2 separate regions of the Homo sapiens genome follow, and region 2 is linked to region 1. Evidence: chromatin loops called from intact Hi-C (ENCODE). Cell type or tissue: GM12878. All regions are shown on one strand. Links, peaks and the distances in the headings refer to the core of each region. The heading gives the core; the rest is flanking DNA. Region 1 has its middle 480 kb from the start of NPIPA7. Region 2 has its middle 440 kb from the start of XYLT1.

Evidence for each region. Peaks named below come from ENCODE experiments on the same cell type or tissue, not always from the same donor. Only the 100,000 strongest peaks of a DNase experiment are listed, where the experiment ranks them.
Region 2: a loop joins it to region 1, with 3 times the contacts of the local background. A loop is called at or near these places in 1 of 110 quality-filtered maps.

What each region holds. Positions count from the first base shown.
Region 1 is chr16:16,855,974-16,866,178 of GRCh38, reverse strand. No RefSeq gene overlaps it. Among named protein-coding and RNA genes, the nearest start is that of NPIPA7, 480 kb to the right of the region's middle. RefSeq lists an enhancer at 8,635-9,202. In GM12878, for the core only: a CTCF peak has its summit at 4,523 (motif pointing left); a DNase peak (open chromatin) is centred at 4,408; H3K27me3 peaks cover 120 bases.
Region 2 is chr16:17,021,537-17,031,741 of GRCh38, reverse strand. No RefSeq gene overlaps it. Among named protein-coding and RNA genes, the nearest start is that of XYLT1, 440 kb to the left of the region's middle. In GM12878, for the core only: a CTCF peak has its summit at 4,071; DNase peaks (open chromatin) are centred at 3,861 and 4,751; H3K4me3 peaks cover 1,958 bases; H3K27ac peaks cover 3,811 bases.

The sequences.
Region 1 (10,205 bases), core at 1,360-9,359:
AAAGGCCTCAATGTCACTGGTCCCATGGTCTTCACAAGTGGTCCTCAAAACCAAGAGGGTCCTAGAGATGTCTTCAGAGCCACTTTGGAGAAGAGGGGGAGGCCAAATATGAGTAGGGCTCCAACCTGCTCCCCCTGCTCCCCACTGCGCCCCAAAACACACACAACAACTGCTTCTATGAAAATGACTCACATTTATCAGTTATATGTGCTGAACTTCAACATAAGATTTTACTTGAAGGGTTCAAGAAAATTAAAAGAAAAAAATAGTTGTAAACCTCAGATTGTGTACAGCCCTCCTAATTTACAGGTGGGAAGTAGGTAATTCATGTGTCTCTACAGCTGGGACACTTTGGGGATCTTTGGGTGACTTACAGAAGGCAGAAACTTAATGTCTGGACCCGAGACTTTTAGGACCCCCCGCTGACCCTTGCCATCTCCTTGGAATAAGTGGCAGAAAATGTTCTGGTCCAAATCTGACTCAAACAACTGTCACACTTTTGACCCCAGCTATCAACTTGCAAGCTGACAACAAGAATAGAAATAGCACTAAGAGATAACACTTATTTAGAAACAGGATGTCTCTCTGTTGCCCAGGCTGGAGTACGGTAAATACATAGTGCTTCAAAAGTCAGATCAAGACTGGGTGCAGTGGCCAAGGCTGTAGGATCATTTGAACCTAGGAGTCTGAGACCAGCCTGGGCAACACAGCGAGGCCCTATCTTTACAAAGTAAAAAATAAAATTATCCAGGTGGGGTGGTCCATGCCTGTAGCCTGAGCTACTCAGGAGGCTGAGCCAGGAGGATTGCTTGAGCCCAGGAGTTCAAGGCTGCAGTGAGCCATGATCATGCTACTGCACTCCAACCTGGGAGAGAGAGCAAAGCAAGACCCTGTCTCAGAAGAAGAAGGAGAAGAAGAAGGATTATCTCCCTTCTCACTCCCCCTTCCACATCCCAAACCATTACCACAAATGCTGACACTGACATGACAAGTGAAGGGTGACTGGAGGAGAGTCGTATGAGAGTCAACAGCACTGTTACATTTGATTTTTAATTTCTGACGGAGGCTTTCCATTTTCCAGCTAGGCTATGATGAGCCATCTTAGAGGTCCAGACCACACACCAAAAATTCTAAACATACTTCCTAATTCTACCTTTCCCAATCTGTAGGGTTGTGGGTGGCAGGGGAAGGGGTAGGGAGGAGGGAGGCAGACGGCACCTTCTGTTTCTGTCTGATTGCCCTTTTCCACTCTACGTGGGAATGGCAGAGGTGCCAATCAAACGATACCACCTATTAGCAGAGCAGGTGACATAAGGAAAGCCAATGAGGTTCTTCCACCCTGGTCTTCAAATCTGGAGCACAAATTACATGAGGATGAAAGGTGCTTAGGCCTCTGTCACCCTTGACAGCATTCTGGAAGGAGAGCCACAAATCCCTCCTGCCAAGATCCCTGGAGCAGCTCTGACTCCCGATGTTGCTGAAGGCTGTGTATTCATCAGCTTCCTGGTGTCCTCACCAATGCCCTTTCGCTATTGTTTAAGTCAGAGTTGATTGCTGCAACTTGTCCTGATAAAAGTGAATAAAATTAACCTTTAGCAAACTTGTCTCCAGATAGAACTTGCCCAGCTCCATTAATTGGGTATCAAAGGATGCAGTTATGCACATCTTGATTCATTTAAAGCTATCGGACTTAGGAAAATGTCAGCTATTAACAAAGGAAGCAAATCTTGAGATGTTTCCCATTCCCCTTGGAATTCACCGTTGAGTCTTAATTTCAAGACCTTGCATATTAGCTAGCTATTGTTGCATAATGAACCACCCTGAAATTCAGTGGGTTAAACAGTAAGAATCTGGAGCTAGGCATGGTGGCTCACGCCTGTAATTCCAGCCCTTAGGGAGGCCAAGGTGGGCGGATCACGAAGTCAGGGGTTCAAGTGAAAGCCTGTCTCTACTAAAAATACAAAAATTAGCTGGGCATGGTGGTGGGTGCCTGTAATCTCAGCTACTCAGGAGGCAGGTTGCAGTGAGCCAAGATCGTGCCACTGTACTCCAGCCTGGGTAAAAGAGCGAAACTCCATCTCAAAGGAAAAAAAAAAAAAAAAAAAGTACGAATCTGTTATCTCCCAGGAAACTATGGATTACCTGGGTGGGTTTTCTTATCTCAGCTAGGGTCTGCAGTCCATGGTCCTCGGTCAGTAGATAGTTTTACTCTAGGCTGGACTGTATCTTGCAATTTTTAGCAATTGTATTTTTAGCATAGACAGGGTAGGGCAGTTTGCCTGTTGTACACGTGGTGTCTCATCCTCCAGCAGATTAGCCCAGGCTCACGCACACAGGAGAGCAGGGCTCGGAAGGAGACAACAGAACTGTGCAAAGCCTCTGAGGCCTAGACTTGGTGCTACCAATTCTGCAGATTCTGCTGAACAAAGCAAGACACAGGCTAGCCGTGATTCAAAGAGTGAGGAACAGACTCCATGTCTTGATAGCAGGAGCTGCAAAGTGATATTGCAATGGCCAGGGGGGACATGGAGGAGAATTTGGGCTATTTTTGCCAGCAATCTACCATACCATGTAAAATTTGTCACGTAGATTGATAAAATAGTCACCCGGAGGTGTTTAGTTACTTGTGCAAAGTCACACATTGTTTTAGAGCCGGGCTTCCTCACCTCAGGACTATTGACATGTTAGACGGGATCATTATGTGCTTGGTGGGAGGGGGTGGCCCTGTGCATTGTAGGATGTTTTGCCACATCCCTGGCCTTTACCCAGGAGATGCTAATATAACCCGCCCCCAACTTATGACAACCAAATATGTCTCCAGACATTACCTAATGTCCCCTGGGGTGCAACCTCCTCTACCCCCAGACTGGTCTAGAGCCAGGAATTCTACATTCCCCTCCACCCAATACTGGACTCTTCTTGAGAAAATAATTCTCAACAGAATTCAAACTGAGAAGGGGGTACAATTATCACTACAGTTTAGAGGAGACAAGACCAGCTCCCTCTCTCTCCTCTCTATCCTTCTTTATTTGTTCTGTCTGGTTCTCCATGCATCTGAACCTAAACTGTCTTAAAAGGTTCCCCCCAACCTCTACACTTCACACGTGGTACCCCAAGCTTCCCTCCCTCCCTGTCTCCACCACTCACTCACATTGCCAATCCGAACTAGTTCCCGGCAACAGGAAACATTCACCCTACAAGATATTAGTAGGCCCGTTTTCAATCTCAGTTAACTTTTACAGCAGTTTCTCCCATTTGCCAGGTGCCCTGGCTGAATGTGAAAGCATTTGCTGTTTCCTTCACTGGATATTTTTCATCCCATGTCAATTAGCATGATGAAGGGAATCTAATAATGATGTATGGGCTGTGCTGGTGCGGCCGGCGCCAATGGCCCTGCAAGGAGGGTGGATTGTTAAGTGCAGCTCAGCCTCAGGCCTGACCTGCCCTGGATGCCCCAGGACCTGAGTTCCCCAGGTTTCTTGACGGTGCCCAATGATTCACTTCTAGATGCAATTTGACATCCTCCCATCCCAAAAACAAACAAAAAACAACAACAAAAGACAAGAAGAACTTTTGTATCCAAGGAGGTCAGAGCTAATAGAGGTTGAGAGATCATTCTATCCAACCTCCTATACATAAACCAACTTGACCCCAGAAAGGTCAATAGGCTTGTCCAAAGTCAGCCAGTGAATTAAGACCTAATCCAAATGTAAAATTTGGATTTTCTGACTCCCAGCTCAATAATTTTTTATACTTTGTTTTCTGCTTTCAAAACACCTACTTTTTTTTTTCTTTCTAGCCTCTATTTTCCTAGCCACCATCTCTTTTTTCTTTTTTTTTTTTTTTTTTTTTTTGGTTGAGATGTAATCTCACTCTGTTGCCCAGGCTGGAGTGCAGTGGTGTGATCTCAGCTCACTGCAGCCTCCACCTCCTGGGTTCAAGCAATTCTCCTGCCTCAGCCTCCCGAGTAGCTGGGATTACAGGTATGCCCCACCACGCCTGTCTAATTTTTGTATTTTTAGTAGAGACAGAGTTTCACCATGTTGGCCAGGCTGGTCTCGAACTCCTGGCCTCAAGTGATCCACCCAACTGGGCCTCCCCAAAGTGCTGGGATTACAGGTGTGAGCTACCATGCCAGGTCCCCAAGCTACCTTATTCTTAATTGAGACTTAACAGGTATTGAGGGCTTTACAGAAAGAGAACTCTGGGTTACAGGACTCAGTCTCTTCCTGCAGGGATCTCACGATCTAATTTGGGGACGGGGGAGGAGGAGAAAACAGGTGCAAACATAACCAACACACATGTCAGAACTTGTTCAGTCCAAGAGCCACTACAGGTTCACTCCATGTCACAGTGTGGGCATGACTTTTGCCCTCTGCAGGTGTCACTGAAAACAAAATCAATTCATCTTCAGCCCTAGGCCAGAGGGATGGTACGAACCAGGGCCCAGGATTGGAACATTGAGCATTAATTTCTGCAGCCTGCCCTGGGGACAGGAAATTCTGATAAATTCAGAAGCAGCGACATCTGGTGGTCCTGTGGGAGAGCAAGCGCGCCTCCCCAGACGAAATTTTCCCAGAGCCTCCTCAGATAGTTTCTGGCTAAAAAGTGAGCTGGCTCCATAGAATGACCCTATTCATGTAACATGGAAATACTAGATAGAGTTGCAGAGAAATGTATAATGATATTTCAAGGAAAAGGTTCAGCAACATGTTAAAAGAGGTATCTCTGAGTGATTTATTTCAACTGATAAAGTATTTTGTACTTTGTACCGCTTTGTATCATTTCATTTTTTAAAGCAATGAACATACATCTTTTTAACCAATAAAAACAATAAAAAATTATAGTCATTTTGGAAGGGAAGAAATTAATGGACAGACCCTAAGGGCGTCTCAATCCAGAATAAATTATTAAGCTACTCTTTTGTGCTGGCTAACTTTTGCACAGGAATAAAAGCAGGTCAAAATGAAACTTACAGGGTAGCCTTGAAGAGGATAAACAAGACAGAGATATCACACGAGGACAAGAATAATAGCCAGATCAGTAAATATAAAAACACCTTATTGATGGATACCCCATTTACCTTGATGTGTTTATTCCACATTACATGCCTGTATCAAAATATCTCACTTACCCCATATATATATACACCTACTATGTACTCACAAAAATTAAAAAATAAAAATAAACGCCTTATGAAATGCCAAGTAATTTACAAAGTACTTTAATGATCCTGTAACTTGTAAGACGCTTATACCCATGGCGTGGAGAGATGCCCACAAATCATGTTCTCGTCTCTGTTTGAGCCAGGCTTAAGCTATATCAACTACTGCAATAGTAATAAAACTAAAATTGATTGAATAGTTTCAATGTCAGGCACCGTGCCAAGAGCACTCTGTGCGTTATCCCATTTCATCTTCACAACAACCCCATGGAGTCAGTAATATTATGATCCATTAATAGATGGTGTTACTGAAACTCAGACAGCTGACATCTCACCCATTAACTCATAAGACCCATGAGACTAAACACAATATCATATTTGGCTGTACATCCCCAGTACCCATATGGTGATTCCTGGGTGGATGAATGGATGTATACACGGTGTGTTGGGAAAGGCACAAAACCATGAGGGTAAAAAAATGAAATTTCTGTTGAAATGAGCCTTTACTGAGCACCTACAATGTACCACACAGGCTGGTAGGTGCAGAGTTAAAAGATGTGTAAGAACAAGTCCCATGGTGTTGCATTCATTGAGAAAGAGACCCTAGACAAGGGTCACTTTTATGCCGGGGATCTGAATTCTATTATTATTATTGTCATTATATCATTAGGATCACAATAGAAAACAGAGGAAATGTTCATTTGGCACAATTGGAAGAGTTTGTTACTAATTTCAAAGCTGGAAAGGTGAAGTTTGGTGATGCTCAAACATGAGCGTGCTTCAGAATCACCTAGACCTAGAGATCTGGTCAAAATGCAGACTGCGGAATCAACCCAAATGTCCATCAATGATAGACTGGATCAAGAAATTGTGGTACATATACACCATGGAATACTATGCAGCCATAAAAAGGAATGAGATTATATCCTTTGCAGGGACTTGGATGGAGCTGGAAGCCATTATCCTCAGCAAACTAATGCAGGAACAGAAAACCAAACACTGTATGTTCTCAGCTAGAAGTGGGAGCTGGACAATGAGAACACATGGACACAGGGAGGGGAACAACACACACTGGGGCCTGTCAGGGGTGGGCTAGGGGAAGGGAGAGCATTAGGAAAAATAGCGAATGCATGCTAGGCTTAATACCTAGGTGATGGGTTGACAGGTGCAGCAAACCACCATGGTACATGTATACCAATGTAACAAAAACTGCATATCCTGCACATGTACCCCAGAACTTAAAATAAAAATAAAAATTAAAAACAGATGCAGACTGCTGGGCCCCACCCCTAATTTCAAGCTCAGAAGGGCTGGGAGGTAGCCCCAAGTCTGCAATTTTAATGTGTTTCCAGGTGATGCCAATCTCCCGCAAGGGAACCACTGCAAGGGTGAGAGCAGTCACCCGAGGCCAGCAGCAGTGGAGGAGCTGCCACTGCCTCCAAGCTTGGGGGAACAAGGACAGGGAATAGTTGCCAAGACCTGGAAAGAGGGAGTCGTGTAGGTACAGAAGGCCACTAGAAAGGAGCAGGCTTTTGGTGGAGGAACACAATCCGGCGGAGACCACCTTTAGGGGATGAACACTGCAGCCTCCCACTCCTGCCTCACTCCTCCCTCCTCTCTCCTTTCTCCTCCTAATTGGTCAAACCCAGCCAGAGGTGATGACGTTCCAATGACTCCATCTGCCATGGAAGGAACAAGGTGGAGGTGGGTGAAGAGCACATCCAGGGGATGGATGGAACATAATTGACCCACATGTGTTGAATTTAAAGTATCAGTAGGGGTTGGGCACAGTGACTCACACCTGTAATCCCAGTGCTTTGGAGTGGGGTCCCTCTTTGGCGGGCCGACGCAGGATGATTGCTTGAGGCCAGAAGTTGCAGACCAGCCTGGGCAACATAGTGAGACCTCGTCTCTAATTTACAACGTAGCTGGGTATGTTGCTAAGTGTTCCAAGCACTAATAATAGTATGCCTGCAGTTCCAGCTCCTCGGGAGGCTGAAGCAGGAGGGTCACTTGAGCCCAGGACTTCGAGGCTGCAGTGAGCTATGACCACACCACTGGACTCCAGCCTGAGTGACAGAGTGAGACCTCATCTCAAAAAAATAAATAATCAGGGCCAGGCAAGGTGGCTCACACCCGTAAGCCCAGCACTTTGGGAGGCCAATGTGGGCGTACTACCTGAGGTCAGGAGTTCGGGACTAGCCTGGCCAACATGCCAAAACCCCATCTCTACTAAAAATACTAAAATTAGCCGGGCATGGTGGTGGGCTCCTGTAATCCCAGCTACTTAGGAGGCTGAGGCAGGAGAATTGCTTGAGCCTGTGAGGCGGAGGTTTCATTGAGCCACAATCATGCCACTGCACTCCAGCCTGGGTGACAGAGTGAGACTTCATCTCAACAACAACAAAAAATTAAAATAAATAACTAAATAAATAATCCGTGGGATACTCAAGAGGAGATGCTGAAAAGGAAGCAGCATAAGCTGGAGCTCAGAGAAGAAATCCCAGTGACCAAGAATGCAGCCTGTCAGGTCTGCACTGCTGGGGACCCGGCCAAGATGCCCAAAGATTCAGTGGTGGGTGCAAGGAGAGAAGAGAGATTCCAAGTCTTGCTCACAGTATTTGAGAAGCCTGGCCAAAGAGGCACTTTGTAGAGGGCAGGACAAGCAGGGAGAAGAACTGAGATGATGATGAGGTTCAGGGAAGAAACTGGGAGGGTGGGATAGAAAGATAACTTGATACAGCTCAACCACCAGCCCCAACCAAAAAAAAGGTCAAGAAGCAGCAGGAAACTGCTAAGTCAATATCAAATGTGGCTCAACACAGGCAGCTGCCCCAGGGAAGTTCCATCCACATGCTCAGACAGCCTGACTCACCCACTCAACAGACAACTCCCTCTGGAATTGAGACACCCTCTTCTTGTGCCTTTGATTTCACGATTCCCCCTCCCACTCCCGTTCAGTTCCACAAAGCTTCATCCAGAATCTGTCTGCCAACTGCCAATTGTGAAGTGCAGTACGGCATGACGTTTTTAAATTTGGGAGAATTTGGAGAACTTTATGAGAATGCCTCAGAAAATTGGGATCACCAAGGAGGTCCTCCCCCTCTTCAATATTGTTTTTCATAAGCCTTCTGGTGCCTCAAATTTCACCATTAAAGATTCATTCCTTTGGCTTAAGGCTTTAATCCTCTATTAAATGTAAATCTCACTGACAAGCCGATAGTGTTTGGGGAATGAGGTCATACATTAAGCCTTATCTATCACTGACACCTCAATGAGAGCAAGTTGACAGTCTTTTCAAGAGCCAGGTTTAATAGGGGAGAAGGGAGATAAATGTAAAGGTATGGAGAAACTTAGCAGCAAAGGGAGAGATACTCAAGGGGATAGGATCAGAAACCAATGTTTATTGAGGCATTATGCTACTAAGAAAAAGAAGAATAGCTACCTTTTACTGACTGCTTAAATGTGTCAGGTTCCATGCTGTGTTTTTTACATATGGGGGCATCATTTACTGAGATACCTGTTTGTGTTTGTTCTTGTTGCTGAAGGATGCTCAAAAGATCAAGAGGGATTTTCCCTGCCTCATCTGAAAAACAAGTAAACAACCCTTGTGCTCTGAGACTGTTCTTCTTTATATCCCATTGGTTAGGGTGCTCTTAGGCAATAAAATATCCAAAGAAAAGTGGCTTAAACAGTGGGGAAAATGTCTCATCTCATCTCCCATCAGAAGGAGTCTGGAGGGAGGAGGCTCCTGGGTAAGTGATGTCATTAAGGACGTGGGCTCTCTTGGGTTTGGTCATGCTCAGCAGGTAACCTTGGTCCTTGAGATTCTTCCCTTTGATGCTCAATTGTCATGACATTGGACCAAACAAAAGGGGTTTTCCCCACTCTGTGTCTTGTCTTATAAACAAAGACTCAGTCTCCTACCAACTCACCATTCTGATATCTTTTAGGATATGACCATCATGTGCTTGGTCCAAGATGGCAGCAGCTGCATAGGAGACAGCAAGATGGAAGAAGAAAAGAACATCAAAGGGCAGGTATGTCCCTTAAAGAAGGCTCCCAGAAGCTGCCACCCACACTTTCTACCTAAATCTCTTTGTCCAGAACTCAACCACATGGCTATCCCTAGCTATGAGGCAGGCTGCAAAATGTCAGCCTTATTCTAGGCATTTCCTGTGTAGCTAAACATTCTGTTGGTGTGAGTGAAGAAGAAACTGGCTACTGAGGACAACTAGAGTCAATATTAACTCAGTAGAAACTATGAGACTTCCAGGACATAAGACTCATCCCAGCTTTGTTTAGGAAACATAAGCTCATTCATGAGGAAGGAAAATAGATCGGGGAGACAGTTGGGGTTTGGGGTGCCTGGAGGCAGGTAAAGCCTTGGCCTCCCATAACATTGAAGAGTGTGGAGGTTTGGGGTTTTCACAGGTGATTAGAACTGGGCTGTCTTTGAACACAGATCTCAGGGATACCAGGGTGGTTGGATACAGTGCCAAGACTTGGACAGCACTGGCAAAATTCCATGTGGTCAAACTTCTGGCTAGAAGAAAATACAATGGTCTTGAGGAACAGCCCTGGGTCTGTCGAGAGAACAAAGGCTGAGAAAGCAAGCAGGACAAACTCAGGAGCATCATGGAGCAGAAAGAGCAGCAGGAACTCTGGTGACTCCAAGGACTGAGGTCCAGGCCCCTCCCTCATGTTTTTTCCTTTTTTTTTTTTTTTTTTTTTTTTTTTGAGACACCGTCTTGCTCTGTCACCCAGACTGCAGTCTAGTGGCACAATCTCAGCTCACTGCAGCCTCCACCTCCGGGGTTCAAGCAATTCTCATGCCTCAGCCTCCCGAGCAGTTGCAACTACAGGCTCGCACCACCACACCCGGCTAATTTTTGTATTTTTAGTAGAGATGGGGTTTCACCATGTTAGCCAGGCTGGTCTTGAACTCCTGACCTCAAGCGATCCGCTCACCTTGGCTTCCCAAAGTACTGGGATTATAGGCATGAGCCACTGCACCTGGCCCCCTCCCTAATTTTTAAAT
Region 2 (10,205 bases), core at 771-8,770, 170 kb before region 1:
AAGAGATCTTAGGGATTTTTGCCATAGCAATTTGCAGAGGATTCACAAGATAAAGACATGAACTGGATTTATCAGACCAAGGAAGGGAAAACTAGCAGGAAGAGGCAGGATTTCCACCCCTAGAAATGGAAAGGGGGTTGCAGTTGGGAAGTGAGTGTCTTGCAAACAGTGGGAACTTTGGCCTTTATGAAGGAGCAGCACCCAAGAAATTTAGATATCAAAGGAGAAGCTATCAAGTACCCCTCTGAAAGCAGGACCCCAGGGTAAGGGGACAGCAACCCCACAAAAGGGTCTTGGGCTCCAATGTTAAAATAGAAGAAGAGGGTCACATGGTTTCAGGTAGTATGCACATCAACAGAAAGTCCTATCTCAAGGATTCAATTCAATAACTACTGTAATAAACAAACTCTAGGGGTAGGGAAGCCTCAGTATTGACCAAAATTGTTTTTATTTTAAGCAACCTAACTGTTTGAGGGTTTGGGGTGAAGTTTACTAGAAATAAGGAAAATAAAGAAAAAATATTTCTTCCAACTCTGAGACTGAGGACTTGGATGCATGTCTCCTACATGCAAAATGGGTGGAAATTAACCCACATGGACTCCGAAAAAGCATTTTGCATTGAGAAAAATTACTTCAATGGAAAGAACATTATCCCCTTTGTTCTTCCCACTGCCTGCTTAATAATTCCTGAAGCTCCAGTCTGCTGTGACAAGCAAGGCTGGATTTGACTACTCATTCCCCTTTTTTGACCTTGGGGTCCCATTGCTCATGAATTCCTGACGTTAAATATTTCTGTCAGGCAGCGCTGTTTCAAGAAGACTTCAAGTTTTAACAAAACTGAATTAAATATTCAACCAAGAGTATCTCCCTTCTGTGAGTAAAGATATGATTGAAACTTATGTGGTGATTGCTATTATCATCACATGCTATGAGCCAGGTATATAAAGCCAGGATATTTAAGTTTGTCTAGAAGCCAACTGTTACTGTTACCAGGGGCAGGACAGAACCACTCAAATATGGAATTGGGTAACATATGAGAATCATCATGGAAGCTGGAACCATTAGCCCAGATGCGTAGAAGGCTTGCAGCGATGATAATTACACATCATTAGTGCATTTGCAGAATGAGATCTTTTCCTCCAGCAGGAAAGGAAAATCCACCGGTGTAGGTGAACAAAAACCATCATGGTACAATCCATCACCGTCTGGGCCCTGAGAAAAGTGCATTCTTTCCAGGTAATTTTTTTCTGCAGGTATGAGGATACTGGAACCTTCAGTGGAGGGTAATTGGCTAACAGAGAAAATAGCTGTTGTCTGGAGACTAGAGAAGGCTGCACAAGCAGAGTGCCAAAAGTGGTGAGCAGAAGATGTCTCGATTAAAAATAAGAAGTGTTAAGTGTTGGATGGGAACATCATTTGCAAATCTTTGCTCCTATGAAGCCCTTGTACTGGTGGGAGAAGTGAAGGAATTTGGAACTGCATGGCACAGTTTCTCTGGAATTTATGGCTAGACATATTTGTGTGAATGATCTCAGCAGCCCCAATCAATGTAAATACAACATTTAAAACACTGAAATTGCATCATCAATCACAAAAGGAACAGAACTAGTTGGTGAAAAGGTGAGGCCTTTGAGGGCTATGGGATTATGTTCACAATGGGTTGCTTAAGATTGAGTGTTCTAGACAGGCAAGACTTGAATGCCAGCTCCTTCTTTTATTGATGACATTTGTTGAATAAATGGCTCAAAACCCGAATTTACTCCAGTTAGCACTCAGTGCTATCATTTGTGCAATGTGGTATCAAAGTGAAGTCTCCTTTAGCCTAGGTTCCAAAGTGACTGATGAGAAAACTCCAAATAGTCAGTGTTAGAAATACAGTAAGAGTAAGAAATGAATTTCCATTATGCCAAACCACTGAGATTTGGGAGCTGCTTGTTACCACAGCACAACACAGCTCATACTGACTGATACAAACCAAAAATTGTTTCATCTCACTAAGCCTCTGCTTTTTCAATTATACAATAATGATCTCCCTCAAAAGATTATTGTGAGGGTTCTATTAGATATTCCTGTAAAACCACATGGGATTGTGCCTGACATATAGTACATGCTGCAAATGTTAGCTATTCTTACTGAGGAGTATGTAGCCTTCTAGTTAGTTTGTGGCTCTGTCAATGTGAAAAACACCAAGACTAAAAGAAAGGTATAGATATAAGAAAGCAAATATAAATGTACCCTAAGCCTCACCAGCCCGAGGGACAAATGAGGTCAGGAACAGTAATAATTCTCATTTTTTTAGCTCCTGGCTTTAAATGTAAATTCCAGGACCTCTGGACCCACCTTAACATTTCACATGGTCCCTTGTGAAAACAGCTCTGTTGGCTTCTCCCTACAGTCCTCCGTGATGAAAAGTTCAGAAATAAGTTCATGGGACCAGGTGTGGGGTAGACATTACAATAGCAGCTAAGCTTTATTGAACACTTACTCTGTGCAAGGCAAGTTGCTAAGTCCCTTTACATACATTACCATGTTGAACTCTTAATTACCACCATAGGAGCTTGGTTATAATTGTGCTCATTTTGTAGATACATAAACAAGGCCCCTCAAATCTAGTTAACCTCCCTCAATATTACAGAGATAGAAAGTGGGACTAAGAATGTCTGTCCCCAAAGCCAGCAGTCATTATAACTATGTCATTCTCCCCAAGGCCTCATTTATAAACCACCTTCTCAATTGCCCCTTACAACTATCATCATCATGAAAATCAACTCATTCAACTAGATGCTTGTTGAGCCCATAAGACATGCTCAGATGCCTTGAATCCAAGTGGGAGTCAAAATTAGACCCAAAATGAGCCATTACATCCCCGTGACATAAATCACTGTATTCATAAAAAATGGAGAAATTGCAAATGAGCCTACAGCCCAATGGCTTGCACCAAATCTGAAAGATGCCATTTTAAAAAAGAAAGTTAATAGACTTAGAGCAGTCTACTGGGTAGAGAGGCCATTAATATAAGATAAATAATAGTAGTGGGTTGGAAGCAAAGGAGTTCATAAATTCTCACTTGCTTATTAAGGGTGGTATCCTTTGGATTCCCATTTATAATATATATGACTGCATATAAATGAATTATAAATGTATGTTTTGCTTAAATACCAAGCACTGGCTGCTATTCTTCCCTGATGCAGAAAAATTAAGTTACAAAGGAATGAGTTAAGATTGTTTACCATCCTATTATGAAACAGAATACCTCATAGCTGGAAGGGTACTTAGGGATCAACTATCTGTTCCAACTCCATCCCTTTGCATATGAGAAAACTTCTAGTTTAGGCCACACAGGGATTTCCAGTGATTTAAAATTCAAACACACTAGTGGAGCACAAACACATTTTAATTTACTCCCTACCACTGACAGCTCTAATCAAGGCATGAGCCTTCTGTTCAAAGCCAACAACTGATCAGCCTTCATGATGAATGGACACAGAATCCTAATTCATACTGATTCTGGCTTCAGGCCTTTGCTTGTATTTCAGTCCTGAACTTACACCATTATTATCCCTATTACAAAATAGTAGTGATTAGTTTCCATCTGCAGCTGGAACACTGATTGGCCTATCTTTTCAGGGGCATTTATTTAAGGTCACTTAAAACCATTACACTTGTATACGTTGATCCTGGATAAACAGAATAACTATGGTCTAGGGTAAGGATGATGAAAGAAGCCATAAATAAGTTTAGGGAAATCCCAGAGCAGGGGAGCCACTGCTACAGTTCCCAGGAGTCTGTACGATTTATAGAGAAGTTCTTTGACCTACATGGTACCCAAGCCACAGAGTAGAAATGGCCATGGGGATTTTCTGGGTGGGGAAGACTGAGGGCAGCCTTGCAGATCCTCATGCCAGTGTGGTGTGGAGAGAGCAGCCGGAAGCACCTAAGTTTCCACGAAGGGCACAGAAGTGGCCGTGAGAACCAGAGGACCAAAACATTCTCACATTTGGGGATTAGGGATGTGGATGTATTGACCCCAAAACAGATACAGAACCACGATCAATCAGCAGTGGTAGAAACAAAGGGACACATAACTACACTAGGTGGGGACAGGTAACAACAGATGATACTTCCCAAAGTCTGGCATGCCTTAATACTAAAGCCTGCACCTCACACCAGGAACTTTAAACACAGTGGGAAAGACAGAGAGAAATGCAAAGGGTAGAAAGTTGGGTCAACTGAGCAGTATCCACAAGAGACTGAGTTTTAAACCAGAAGTGATTACATTTTCTCTAATTCAATTTTGCAGTGGAAGTGGGTGCTTAAGAGTAAAATGAAATTCAGTTACAGAAAAATAAAATTCTGTTTTCCCTTATCTGAGTTTTCTGATTGGGAAAACATCTGCATCATAAAATAAGTTCTTGATACAGTGCTGGGCTTCATAAGTGATCAGTAACTTTTCGCTGCTGCAGCTACAGTTGCTGTTGTCCTTGTTATTGCTGTTATTATGCTGTGAGCTCCTGGAAGCAGGTACAGTATTTTTTGTTTGTTTCTGTCTTTCCAATGTTTATCACAGAATAGGTTCCTCAGCACATATTTGCTGACTGGACACCCGAATTTACCACCATACCCCCTTCCCCCACTAGCACTCAATGCTATTATTCATGCAACCTGGAGCCAAAGTGACATCTCCTTTAGACTAGGTTCCTAAGTGACTGATGAGAGAGCTCCAACAACCAGGGTTAGAAATAGAATGTGAGTAAAAAACAAATTTCCATCATGCTAAACCACTGAGATTTGGGGGCTGCGTGTGGTAACCACAGCACATCCTGTCTGATACAAACTAAAATTGAAATGTACTTGAGAAGAATTACCTAGTCTGTAGCATACTGTTTTACCTCCTTTATGTCATTGAATTTTTACTCTCTGTATTTTATAGTCAATGAATCTGAAATTCCATGCTATTAAATCATGTGTCTAAAGTCACAGTCAGTAAGGGACAGGGCCATCTGAGTCCAGAATTCTAGAATTTTCCATTACACTAGACTGCCCCCAGATGAAGACTTTTTTTTTTTTTTTTTTTTGAGATGGAGTCTCACTTTGTCACCCAAGCTGGAGTGCAGTGGAGTGATCTCTGCTCACTGCAACCTCTGCCTCCTGGGTTCAAGCAATTCTCCTGCATCAGCCTCCCAAGTACCTGGGATTATGGGCGTGCACCATCACACCCAGATAATTTTTGTGTTTTTAGTGGAGGCGGGGTTTCACCATGCTGGCCAGACCAGTCTGGAACTCCTGACCTCAGGTGATCCACCCACCTCTGCCTCCCAAAGTGCTGGGATTACAGGCATGAGCCACTGTGCCTGGCCCTAAATGAAGATTTTCTTATACCTACTTCTCTAATATACATTTTACTTTGAATATAATAGGAGATAGCTACTTGATCTATATTACTTTCCACTTTTCCAAACAGAATTAAAGTAAGTAAGATTTAAGGTAGGGGAGAAGGAAAGCTGGATGGCAGTTCGGAGAAATCCAGGGTGAAAATGAAAAACCATGATCTTAAACTTTGGTGTATATGTCCCCAGTAGGAACAGCAACATATATACAATATGGCAGAAAGTACAACATGGCGGAAAACTCTGATGGAGAAAATAAGCATCCAGTTTTCCTGTAGACTGGGATGGAATAAAAAAGAATAATAGACGTATTGGCAAGGATGTAGAGTGACTGGAACTCCCACACAATGCTAATGGGAATATAAAATACAGAGTAACTCAATTACTCTGGAACACAATTTGCCAGTTCCCAATAAAATTAAATAAGACCCCAGTTTCAATCTTAGAGTTATACCCAAGAGAAACAAGTATGTATTATATTAGGCCATTTTTCACATTGCCATAAAGAACTTCCCAGAGACTGGATAACGTATAAAGGAAAGAGGTTTAATTGACTTACGGTTCTGCATTGCTGGGAAGGCCTCAGGAAACTTACAATCACGGTGGAAGGCAAAGGAGAAGCATGCACATCCTTAACAAGGCTGCAGGAGAGAGAGAGCAGGGGAAATCGTCACTTACATCACCATCAGATCTTGCGAGAACTCACTATCACTAGAACAGCATGGGGGAAACCACCCCTGTGATCCAATCACCTCCCTCCCACTAAGTCCCTCCCCTGAAATATGCGGATTACAATTTGAGATGAAATTTGAGTGGGGACACAGCCAAACCATCTCATGGATGCCCACAAAAACATTTGTACAAGAATGCTCATAGAAACTTTATTCTTACTAGTCCCAAACTGGAAACAATGCAAAGGTCTATAAAAAGGAAAAGAGATAATTGCTGTATGCAAATACAATGTAATACGAAACATTAATACAAATAGAATGAAATGTGGTAAAACCAAATAACATGGATGATTTTCAAAAATATTTTGGGCAAAAGAAGCTAGAAACAAAAGAGTACCTTCTGGATCATGCCATTTATATGAATGGCAAAAACAGGAAAGCTAAGCTACAGTGATTGAGATCAGACAGTGGTTACATCCAACAGTGGGGTAACTTTAATAGGTCATGAGGGATTTTTCTAAGGTAATGAAAATGTTCTGTGACTAGATCTGGATGGTGGTTACCTAAGGCATATACCTGTATACAAATCCATTGATCCGTATACTTAGGATTTGTGCATTTTAGTGTATATAAGCTATACCTCAACAAAATAAGAAAAATAGTTTAAAGAGAATGATAAAAATGTTATCTACATCTCAAGATGGCAAGCACGGCTGTAGGATCTTGCAGGTTTGGGCACTCCTACTCTGCCACAGGGGGCTCGGCTCTGGAGTCTGAATACAGAACTGACCCACTCCTAGGATGATACATCCGCAAGACTAGCGTGGGTATTCTGCAAGGGGTGGAAACCTTGGTAACAAATATTTGTCAATGGCAACAATGACTGCTGCAGGCCTGTGCAGTGTGTGTATGATACTAGAGCATCGGTGTGGATACCTATGGCTGAATCTGTGGTCCACGGAGATGACACTTCAAGAGACACCTCTGAGCCATCCAGAACAGAAAACAAAAGCACCTTCAATAATGATACCCACAGGGCCGGGCACGGTGGCTAACACCTGTAATCCCCTCACTTTGGGAGGCAGAGGCAGACAGATTGCTTGAGCTCAGGAGTTCGTGATCAGCCTGGGCAACATGGTAAAACCCTGTCTCTAACAAAAATAAATAAATAAAATAACGTAGCAAGGCGTGGTGGCACACATCTGGGGTCTCAGCTACTTAGGATGCTGAGGAGGGAGGATCTCTTGAGCTCAGGGGACAGAGGTTGCAGTGAGCCAAGAATGCGCCTCTGCACTCCAGCCTGGCTGACAAGAGCGAGACCCCATCTCAAAAATAATAATAATAGGGGCCTGTCGTGGGGTGGGGGCATGGGGGAGGGATAGCATTAGGAGAAATACCTAATGTAAATGACGAGTTAATGGGTGCAGCAAACCAACACGGCACATGTATACATATGTAACAAACCTGCACGTTGTGCACATGTACCCTAGAACTTAAAGTATAATAAAATAAATAAAAATAAATAATAACAACACCCACAGAAAACACAGGACCCATCTGGGCTTTATTTTTCCCAAAAACTCACAAGTCCTAAGATACTTGTATAACCTCAAGAAGGGACAAGGATCTCTTAAAAATGACTACATTGAATTTCTTCTCCTCAAATTATGAAGTCTAAGGTAGAGAACCAGGTTCAGTGTTTATTACGTGTTCCTAAGTATTATGAATACTAAAGTCATTTTTTGTTTTTAAACACACGGCCCTTGCAAATGCTACCTGCCAGAAGGGGGAAAGCAAATTTAACTTCCTCATACCCAAACCCTCAGCTTTCTCAGCCAGCCTCACCCACTTGCGGCTGTATAACCCAGGGAAGGTAACCTTCTCTCCCTGGGACTCAGTATTCTCATCTACAAAATGGGGATGACAGCTCTTCCTCACAGAATGGTTTTGAGGATTAAATATCAAAACGTTTTGAGGATTAAATATCAAAATATGTGTCATCCAGAAAGCCCCATGCAGACCAACTACTGGTTGACTCAACTCACTTTCCAGCTGTTTGCTCAGAGATGGGGGACACAGAGACACGATTAAGTGTGAAGACAGGTCCATTTTCAGAGATAAACTTGCTGAGGCCCGCAGCTGGAAGCCCAAATTCACTTACTGACACTGCGACTACTCAGATGCAGCCAGGTAGAAACAGATGCAATGACCCAGCAAATTTGAGAGGTGGGGAGACCATCAGGGGACATTTGAGGAAAGAAAGGAACAGCTTGAGCAGATTTCTGAGGGTGGCTGTCTTAGAGGTTGAATTTGCCAGGCTGCCCGAGATAAAGTTTTCTTGCACTTTCTTCCCCATGAAGTAAACATGTGCGCGCGCACACACGCACACAATTTCAGAGCATGGAGACAGGTGGAATATCATAAAATCTAGTTTTAAACCTTGTTTCTCATGGGCAGCCAGATTTCTCCCTTTCTCACTGCCCCCTCCTGCCCTAACTAGAAACATTCATCCCCCTCACGATTCTCTGTGTGTCAGATTTCCCCATATAACAAAAGCAAATCAGGAGGCCTGCTAAGCAGTCTGGTCTGTGAAAGCCTCAGGAGAAAAACCGTGAGAGCAGGTGTGGTCCTAGCCTGCCCCTAGCCCACCACACAACACCGGTTGTCACTTCGTTTCTCCCCAGCCTCTGTTTCTCCATTGGCAAAACCAGAGTTTGAAGCAATTACTCACTCCCATTAGAAATTTGTGATTTCCAATTTTATAAATTATTAAACAGTGGGATGCTAGCAGATAGTTACTTAAAAGACCAAATAAAAGGACATTTTCAATTCATCATTCAACAAACATTCTTCAAACTACAAATTGAGAATGCAGTGACAAGGCAAGACATGTCTCTTTTCCTCAAGGAAGTTATACTCTAGTGATGAACAATGAACAGAACAAGGAAATTAACACTGAAGAGGTCAGCTTGCTAGTCTTGTGAGATACACACAGTGAACACACACAGGAAGGGTATTTATAAGGACTGGAGGGCAGGAAGGCTTCCCAAAGGATGAGATGCTTCAACTGGGACCTTTTTAAACATTTTCCTCATTGTAAACATATTGATAAATAAAAAGAACATGAGGCTGGGTACAGTGGCTCATGCCTGTAATCCCAGCACTTTGGAAGGCAAAGACAGATGGATTACTTGAGGTCAGGAGTTCGAGACCAGCCTGGCCAACATGGTAAAACCCCGTCTCTACTAGAAATACAAAAATTAGCCAGGTGTGGTGGTACATGCCTGTAATCCCAGCTACTTGGGAGGCTGAGGCAGGAGAATCGCTTGAACTCGGGAGACGGAAGTTGCAGTGAGCCATCGTGCCATGGCGCTGGGCAACAAGAGCGAAACTCTGCCTCAAAAAACAAAACAAAACAAAACAAACAAAAAGGAAATGAAAATTACCCATAGTCCCACCCCTCTGAAACATCCCCCCTTGCACACATTGATATATAATTCTTCCAGTGTTCTGTATGATATACATGTACGGACACCTTTTTAAAAAGATGGATTTATATAATTTTTAATTTTTCACTTAATACATTGCAAACATCTTCTGAAGAAATTAAGTCACTTTAATAACCTTCATACTATTCTATTGAACAAATATGCCATCATTTGTTTAATGAAGATTATAAACAGGTTGTTTACAATTTTCTTTGCTACTATATGCACCATTGAGACGAATAGATTGGTAGCTCACCCATAGTCCTCTTTATTTTCTCTTAAGGGATTCCTAGTGAAATCACTGAGTCAAAATCATGCATAGTAGACTCCCTTTTCCACAGGGCGGTGGTGGAGTGTATACTTTCCAATACCCCCATGGGATGGCTGGAAGTAAGGATGGTACCAAGCCCTATACATACTATGTTTTTTTCCTATCTATACACACCTATGATAAAATTTATTTTATAAATTAGGCACAATAAAAGATTAGCAAAAAATAAAACATTATGACAATATACAGCAATAAAAGTTATGTGAATGTGATCTCTCTCTCTCTCTCAAAATATTTTATTGGACTGTCTATATGTAACTTAAACCCCAGACATCCAAACCATTAATAAAGGGGGATACTGTATCTTTTTAAAGGCTTTTGATACATA